Linked DNA regions of Homo sapiens: region 2 is linked to region 1. The links are chromatin loops, found by intact Hi-C in ENCODE. Cell type or tissue: OCI-LY7. All regions are shown on one strand.

Evidence for each region. Hi-C counts contacts between places; a loop is a spot of excess contacts. Peaks named below come from ENCODE experiments on the same cell type or tissue, not always from the same donor. Only the 100,000 strongest peaks of a DNase experiment are listed, where the experiment ranks them.
Region 2: it touches region 1 in a loop (2.8-fold over the local background); 11 of 110 quality-filtered maps call a loop at or near these places.

What each region holds. Positions count from the first base shown.
Region 1 is chr12:123,236,483-123,240,482 of GRCh38, forward strand. The region is part of intron 1 of MTRFR (mitochondrial translation release factor in rescue); the gene reads left to right. It also overlaps a transcript of MPHOSPH9 not described here. Among named protein-coding and RNA genes, the nearest start is that of MTRFR, 5.0 kb to the left of the region's middle. RefSeq lists enhancers at 1,033-1,082, 1,693-1,892. In OCI-LY7, a CTCF peak has its summit at 1,807 (motif pointing left); a DNase peak (open chromatin) is centred at 1,809; H3K4me3 peaks cover 403 bases; H3K27ac peaks cover 1,377 bases.
Region 2 is chr12:122,878,557-122,882,556 of GRCh38, forward strand. All of the region lies in intron 1 of VPS37B (VPS37B subunit of ESCRT-I), which reads right to left. Among named protein-coding and RNA genes, the nearest start is that of VPS37B, 16 kb to the right of the region's middle. In OCI-LY7, CTCF peaks have their summits at 2,399 (motif pointing right) and 2,599; a DNase peak (open chromatin) is centred at 2,385.

The DNA.
Region 1 (4,000 bases):
CTGGGGAGGCTGAGGCAAAGAAGCTTGCTTGAGCCCAGGAGGTCAAGGCTGCACTGAGCCATTTTTATGCCACTGCACTCCACTTGGGTGACAGAGGGAGACCCTGTCTCAAAAAAAAAAAAAAGAAGAAGAAACTGCTTTGGTTTGTATATGTTTAAGTCCTAAACAAACACAAGGCATCGTTAATAGAAATATAGGCTTTGAGACTTTTGGAAGAAAATATACAGTGTTGTTATTCCTGCTTTTTTAATGTGTTTCTGTTTTAATAGTGTAGTTGATAAATTATAAAGTTCCCGTTAGATGCCATAAATAGAACAAATATGGGGCCGGGCGCGGTGGCTCACACCTCTCAGCACTTTGAGAGGCCGAGGCGGGCGGATCGCCTGAGGTCAGGAGTTCAACACCAGCCTGAGAAACACGGTGAATCCCCATCTCTACTAAAAATACAAAAAATTAGCCAAGCGTGGCGGCATGCGCCTGTAGTCCCAGCTACTTGGGAGGCTGAGGCAGGAGAATTGCTTGAATCTGGAAGGCGGAGGTTGCAGTGAGCTGAGATTGCGCCACTGCAGTCCAGGCTGGGTGACAGAGTGAGACTCCGGCTAAAAAAAAAAATAGAAGAAATATGATACACACAAATAGCACAGGTGTAATTCTGTGGATTCAAAGTTTTCTGCTTAAAAAAAAATAAACGGGGCCAGGCACTGTGGCTCACGCCTGTAATCCCAGGACTACGGGAGGCCAAGGCAGGCGCATCACCTGATGTCAGGAGAAACCCCCGCCTCTACTAAAAATACAAAATTAGCCGGGCATGATGGCAGGTGCCTGTAGTCCCAGATACTCAGGAGGCTGAGACAGGAGAATCACTTGAACCTGGGAGGCAGAGGTTGCAGTGAGCCAAGATCACGCCATTGCACTCTAGCCTGGGTGACAAGCGAAACTCCGGCTCAAAAATAAAATAAAAATGAACGAGATGTTGGGATTGTGTGAAGTGAATGTTTTCCTCTTTACTTCATTAGCTATCTCTTGAATTCTGCAGCATTAAGCATTCAAGCATTAAGCCTGTTAAATTTAGACCAGACCTAGAGTAGTCTCTTTTTCCTCCCGTCCGCCAAAATCAAAGACTACAGCTCTGCATTTCCTGCTCAATCTATTATGCTTTCCTTGTTTGAGAAATAACTATCTGCAAACACTTACTGTGAGTGAAGGGTGCTTTATCTTCAGCGTAAAACCCCAAGTCTAGGAAATGGCATGGTCTGTTTCAAGCCTTACCAGCAATACTCACTGGTTCCATTTGAGAGGTTTCAGCCCTTAAGGATTTCAGATACCTACAGCAGGAGGATGAGCTAACAGGAGGATGTGAAAGACAGGGAAATGCTACTTTCTTTTTAACTACCATTTTACAGACAGCACCAAAACACTTTTTTTTTTTTTGAGACGGAGTCTCACTCTGTCACCCAGGGTGGAGTGCAGTGGTGTGACCTCAGCCCACTGCAACCTCTGCCTGCCAGGTTGAATCCATTATTCTGCTGCAGCCTCCCGAGTAGCCGGGACTACAGGTGCACACCACCACATCTGGCTAATTTTTTGTATTTTAGTACAGAGGGGGTTTCACCATGTTGCCCAGGCTGGTCTGGAACTCCTGAGCTCAGGCAATCCACCCTCAGCCTCCCAAAGTGCTAGGATTACAGTCATGAGCCACCACACCCAGCCCCAAAACACATTTTTGAAACATGAATTATTATTATTAAGCATTTGTCAGAAAATCATTTTCCCCTCACTTAGCTTCTGGCACCACCTGCTGGCCGTTTTGTCTTTTCAAAGCAGCAACATTGCACGTTGGTCTGTTTAAGCTCAATGTTGTTTGGCCCTTAACTGTTTATTAGGTCATTGTTTTGAGACCTATGGTTTCATCTCCTTCTTAAGGAAGAGACAAGACGGAATAAGCAGGTAATCAGCCCTCCTGAATTCTTGTCTCAGTTTCTTAAATGTCATATAAATAAGAAACATGCTGGGCATGGTGGCTCATGACTGTAATCCCAGCACTTTTTGAGACCGAGGCAGGCAGATTGCTTGAGCTCAGGAGTTTGAGACCAGACTGGGCAACATGATGAAACCCCATCTCTACTTTTTTAGAAAAGAAAAAGAAAAGCTTTTAAAAGTGTCTGTCCTAGCAATCAGAAGAACTTGCTGATTCCTGTGTTCTGGAACAATGCTTGTCAAATTTTATGTGCCTCTGCATCACCTGAGGATCTTGTTAGGCTGCAGGTTCTCATTTGGTAGGTCAGAGCAGGGCCTGAAATCTTCATTCCTAACCATCCTCCACGTGGTGCTTTTGCCACTATGTGGACCACACTTTGGGTAGCAAGATTCTAGAGCTACATTGTCCCATAAAGTAGCCACCAGCACATGTGGCCCAAACTGAGATGTTCTGTAAGTATGACCATAACCTAGAATTTGAAGCCTTCATATTTAGGGGGAAAAAAGAATATCTCAATTTTAAAATATTGGCTGGGTGCAGTGGCTCACACCTGTAATCCCAGCACTTTGGAAGGCTGAGGAAGGCAGATCGCTTGAGTTTGAGTTCCAGACCAGCCACAGCAACATGGTGAAACCCCGTCTCTACAAAAAATCCAAAAATTAGCCAGGCATGCTGGTACATGCCTGTAGTTCCAACTACTCAGGAGGCTGCGGTGAGAGGATGGCTAGAGCCTGGAAGGCAGAGATTGCAGTGAGCTGAGATGGCGCCACTATACTCCAGCCTGGGTGATGGAGCCAGACTGGTCTCAAAATAATAAAACGTTGATCACGTGTGGAAATAATAGTTTTGATATATTGGGTTAAATATACATTTCATCATTTATTATTTCTAATGTAACTACTAGAAAATTTAGAATTTCACATGTGGGTAGCATTAGTTTTGTTTTTTTGTTTGTTTTTTTGAGACAGAGTTTCACTCTGTTGCCAGGCTAGAGTGCAATGGCGCAATCTCGGCTCACCGCAATCTCCACCTCCCAGGTTCAAGCGATTCTCCTGCCTCAGCCTCCCAAGTAGCTGGGACTACAGCTACGTGCAACCATGCCCAGCTAATTTTTTGTATTTTTAGTAGAGACGGGGTTTCACCGTGTTAGCCAGGATGGTCTCGATCTCCTGACCTCATGATCTGCCCGCCTTGGCCTCCCAAAGTGCTGGGATTACAGGCGTGAGCTACCGCGCCCAGCCCAGTAGCGTTAGTTTCTATTGGACACCACTGTTCTAGAACATTAACACAACAGAGGTGACATTTTTTATTTTTTTTTCCCCCAGATGACCCAGTTTCCCAATCTCCTTGTTTCCATGTCACCATCTCTGCTAGCTCAAATCAGTATTTGTTTAATTCTTTTCTTGGGACGATTTCCTTGCCCTCCCATCACACTCCTTTACACCTTCTCAGCCTTCACCATTGCCATCATGATCCCAGGGATCTCATCAAGCAATGAACAGTCCTATGTGCCAGAATACTAGCAGCATCCTTGTTTAAAGCACTTAGCCTTGCCATGGGGTGTGGGGCCTGGACCAGCAGCAACAGCCTCATCTGTGAGCTGGTTAGAAATGCAGAGCCTCGCCGGGCAAGGTGGCTCACGCCTGTAATCCCAGCACTTTGAGAGGCTGAGGCTTGTGGATCATCTGAGGTCAGGAGTTCGAGACCACCCTGACCAACACGGTGAAACCCCATCTCTATTAAAAATACAAAAAAAAAAAAAAAAAAGCTGGACGTGGTGGTGGGCACCTGTAATCCCAGCTACTTGGGATGCTGAGGCAGGAGAATTGCTAGAACCCGGGAGGCGGAGGTTGCAGTGAGCAGTCAGGGTGACGGAGACTCCGTCTAAAAAAAAAAGAAGAAGAAATGCAGAGCCTCAGGCCTCGCCCCAGACCTAGTGAACCAGCATCACAAGTCACAAGACTCCCAGGTGATTTGTATGCACATTAAAGTTTGCATGGGGAGACTGGCTGGTGAGTACTT
Region 2 (4,000 bases), 360 kb before region 1:
CAAATGTAATGAAGTATCTGGAAATGAAACAATCATCTTTAATCATCTAGGTGGCCCTAATCCAATGACAAGAGTCCTTTTTTTTTTTTTTTTTTTTTTTGAGGCAGTCTGGCTCTGTCACCCAGGTTGGAGTGCAGTGGGGCAATCTCGGCTCACTACAACCTCCGCCTCCCAGGTTCAAGCGATTCTCCTGCCTCAGATTCTCCTGCCTCAGCCTCCTGAGTAGCTGGGATTACAGGCGCATGCCACCACACCTGGCTAATTTTTGTGTTTTCAGTAGAGACGGGGTTTTACCATGTTGGCCAGGCTGGTCTCAAACTCCTGGCCTCAAGTGATCTGCCCGCCTTGGCCTCCCAAAGTGTTAGAATTACATGCGTGAGCCACCCTGCCCGGCCGACAAGAGTCCTTTTAAGAGACACATGGAGAAGACAGAGGCAGACGTGAAAGCCATGTGAAGACGGGGGCAGCATGATGTGGTCACAAGCCCAGGACGCCAGCACACATGAGAAGCTGGAAGCGGCAAAGAAGAGTCCTCCCCTAGAGCCTCCAGAGGGAACAGGGTACCCTGATTTCAGACTTCTGGCCTCCAGAGCTGTGACAGAATTAAGTTTCTGTTGTTGCAAGCTGCCCAGTTTGTGGTCATGTTACAGCAGCCACAGGACTAGTACAGTGCTGGAATCTTCCACCTGTTCTTGAAAACCACTGTCTATCCTGCTCTGTGCCCCAGCAGCCACCTGGCTGACCTATACCAACCCTTCACCCGGACACTCACCCTCAGGTTCTGGTTGGATTCAGCAATGAGGATCAACAGTAGGAGGAAGATGAAAAGGGACAGCGGAGATGGGGAGTGTTCCCCGGGTTGCCTCGCTGAGGTGCGGCTGCAGCTGGGCCAGGTCCTCCAACCCTCCCTTCCTCCAAGGCAGCCCTCTCCTCTGCCCCTCCCGCAGGCCTGGAAGTGAGAAGTGCATGGCTGTTGCTAATCCTGCATCAGGCTTTGGGGGTCTCCACGCTGCCCTCTCCTTGTGGGGAATCCCTTTATTCAACTCCTCACCAATCCCTCATGCTGACTGTGCCATGTCTTGCCAGAAGCCTGACTGAAATAGTTAGAACAGTTTACCCCATGACACAAAATGACACTTGAGCTCACATCCACTCTTTTAATGGTGACCATAAAGCCCCTTAAGAGTAGAACCATGTCTTAATCATTCCCCTGTGCCCAGAACCTAGCGCAGTACCCAGGCTAACACAGGCACATAGCTAAATACTTGCTTGATTGGGCTCGGTGGCTCACGCCTATAATCCCAGCACTTTGAGAGACCGAGGCGGGCGGATCACTTGAGGTCAGGCATTGGAGACCAGCCTGGCCAACATGGTGAAACCCCGTTTCTGCTAAAACTACAAAAATTAGCCAGGCATGGTGGTGTGCGCCTGTAGTCTCAGCTACTTGGGAGGCTGAGGCAGGCAGGAGAATCACTTGAACCCAGGAGTCAGAGGCTACAGTGAGCCGAGATCGTGCCAATGTACTCCAAAAAAAACTTGCTCAATTTTAACCATAAGAATCTTCATAATTGGGGCCTCAGGACACTATCTGTCAGTCATTGTGAAAATCCTGCTAAGCTTTTTTGAAGATTAGCCTTTTTGAATGTTCAAATTCATAAACAGTAACGTCATGGGTTGATACAACCAGCTATAAACTGGGAAACTACTTGCATTCCTAGCTTTTACTCCAGCAGTGATAACAGTTTGGCAGTGAAATGGAAAGGGGGAAAAATGAAGATGATGACACTGATGGCTGGAAAGCGAAGCTACCCATTAACTGTGGTGAAACATGAGACACAAAACACACACGGAGACACAGACACAAGCTGGCTTTGTGCGACGCTTCTCTTCACTGAAATCAGCCCTCTCCCACTTAGAAAGCATATCAGAATGTTAGAGTAGCATTACTGTCATGAGAGCCTCGAAGCCACTATATTTACACGTGTAATTTACACACCGGTGCAGTAGCTCACGCCTGTCATTCTAGCACTAAGGAAGGTAGAGGCAGGAGGATTGCTTGAGCCCAGGAGACCAAGACCAGCCTAGGCAACGGAGTGAGGCACTGATCTCCACAGAAAGGAAAAAAAAAAAACAAACACGACACACACACAGAAAAACCCTAATCCCAAGCTTCCATTTCTACAGCTCATCAGGGCCACAATGACATGCTCCAGCACAGTGGTTGGCCCATTCATCTGTTCGTTCATTCATACAAGAAATACTTGGGAAGCACCTCTGTGTGCCAGGCTCGGGGGAGACACCATCATCACAGGGAGTCTGGCTCAGAGTCTCAGTCAAGCCCATCCTCCTACGTAAGGCACTGAGCGTTGTGCACTGCCCAACTCCAGGGGGTGCCATTCACTTCGTACTGCAGCACTGCATACCCGCACAGACTGCATCTGCTCTTCCAATAAAAGGCTCAAAAGAGAAAAAGGGGAAAAATCAAAACAGATGTGATTTTAACGGTTTAAGTAAGACAAGTTACTGGTGCTGATCTGAAAACTTTGCTCTTGTCAGTATCTTCCACATTTCAACAAAATTTGCTGACATTTGTTGAGCATAGCTAGCATGTGCCACCTTCTCTTAGTTCCACTGTCTCCATTCTATCCTCTGTGACAGTGAGACAAATTTGTCCTCATTTTACTCAAGAGACAGGAAACACAATCTTAGGAAGGTTAAACGAGCTGTCAAAGTTACAACTGCTAGTAACTCCCTCCAGAGCTGCGATCTTAACTACTGTGCAGTGGCTCACGCCTGTAGCCCCAGTTACTTGGGAGGCTGAAGCAAGAGGATCACTTGAGCCTAGGAGTTCAAGGCCAGTCTAGGCAACATGGTGAGACCCTATCTCTAAAAATAAATTATGCCAGGTATGGTGGCTCATGGCTGTAAACCCAGCACTCTGGGAGGCCCAGGCAGGCAGATTGTTTAAGCCCAGGAGTTGGTTGGAGAACAGCCTGAGCAATAAAGTAAGACCCCATCTCTACAAAAAATAAAAAATGAGCCAGCCATGGCAGCATGCACCTGTGGTCCCAACTACTGGGAGGCTGAGGAAGGAGGCTTGCTTGAGCCAGGGAAGGCAAGACCGCAGTGGGCTGTAATCACACCACTACACTCCAGCAGAGGATCAAATGGAAATTTACTAGTTTACTATTTCTCTATTTTCATGTTATAACAACAATCATCTAAGGTTCATTCCTATTTATACCTTTTTTAAAAAAACCTTTTATAGAAGATACTTTCAAAAAGTAAAGGTAGAGAGATGAGTATGATGAAACTATGTATAACCGTCTCCTAGGTTCGACAATTAGCAACATTTGCCAATCTTCATCTATATTCCCGCTTTTTTTTAAAAGTAGTTTAAAGCAAACTTCGAGCATCATCATTCATGCTTAAAAATTTTATATTTCTAACAGGTAAGAACTTTTTAACCCTAGCTACAATGCCATAATCACATTTAGCAAAATTCACAATAATCCTTTAATATCATCCTCTGCATGTGTTGGCTCAATTTCTTCTATAAAAAACTTTTTGCCTCATCTATTTGACTACATGAAATACAGTTTATATAGGAAAAGCTGGATAAATGCTTGGTTCTTTTTTTTTTCTTTTTAAACCAACTTTTGGAAGACTGAGTTCATACCTGAGCAAACTCCAAAAATGACCAATAAGCTTTTTGGGAGTATCATTATGAAGTAATGAAGTTTTTATCTCTGATAAAAGGCTGTTCTGGGACACCACTGCTGCCCTGCTCTCCAGTAAAATATGTCTAAGACCAATCCTGTACATTTGCTGCCCCCAAGCTTAGCTGGCCCTTCTCAAAGGAATACTAGTTCCTTTTGGTGGGAAATTTGATTTTCACCTTTTCCTCTCCAGATAAAATTAAATTCAAAGTTATCTATAACACAAAGAAAAGGAATAAAACAAATCTTAGCTTTTGTACTATTCTACTACTAGAAATATT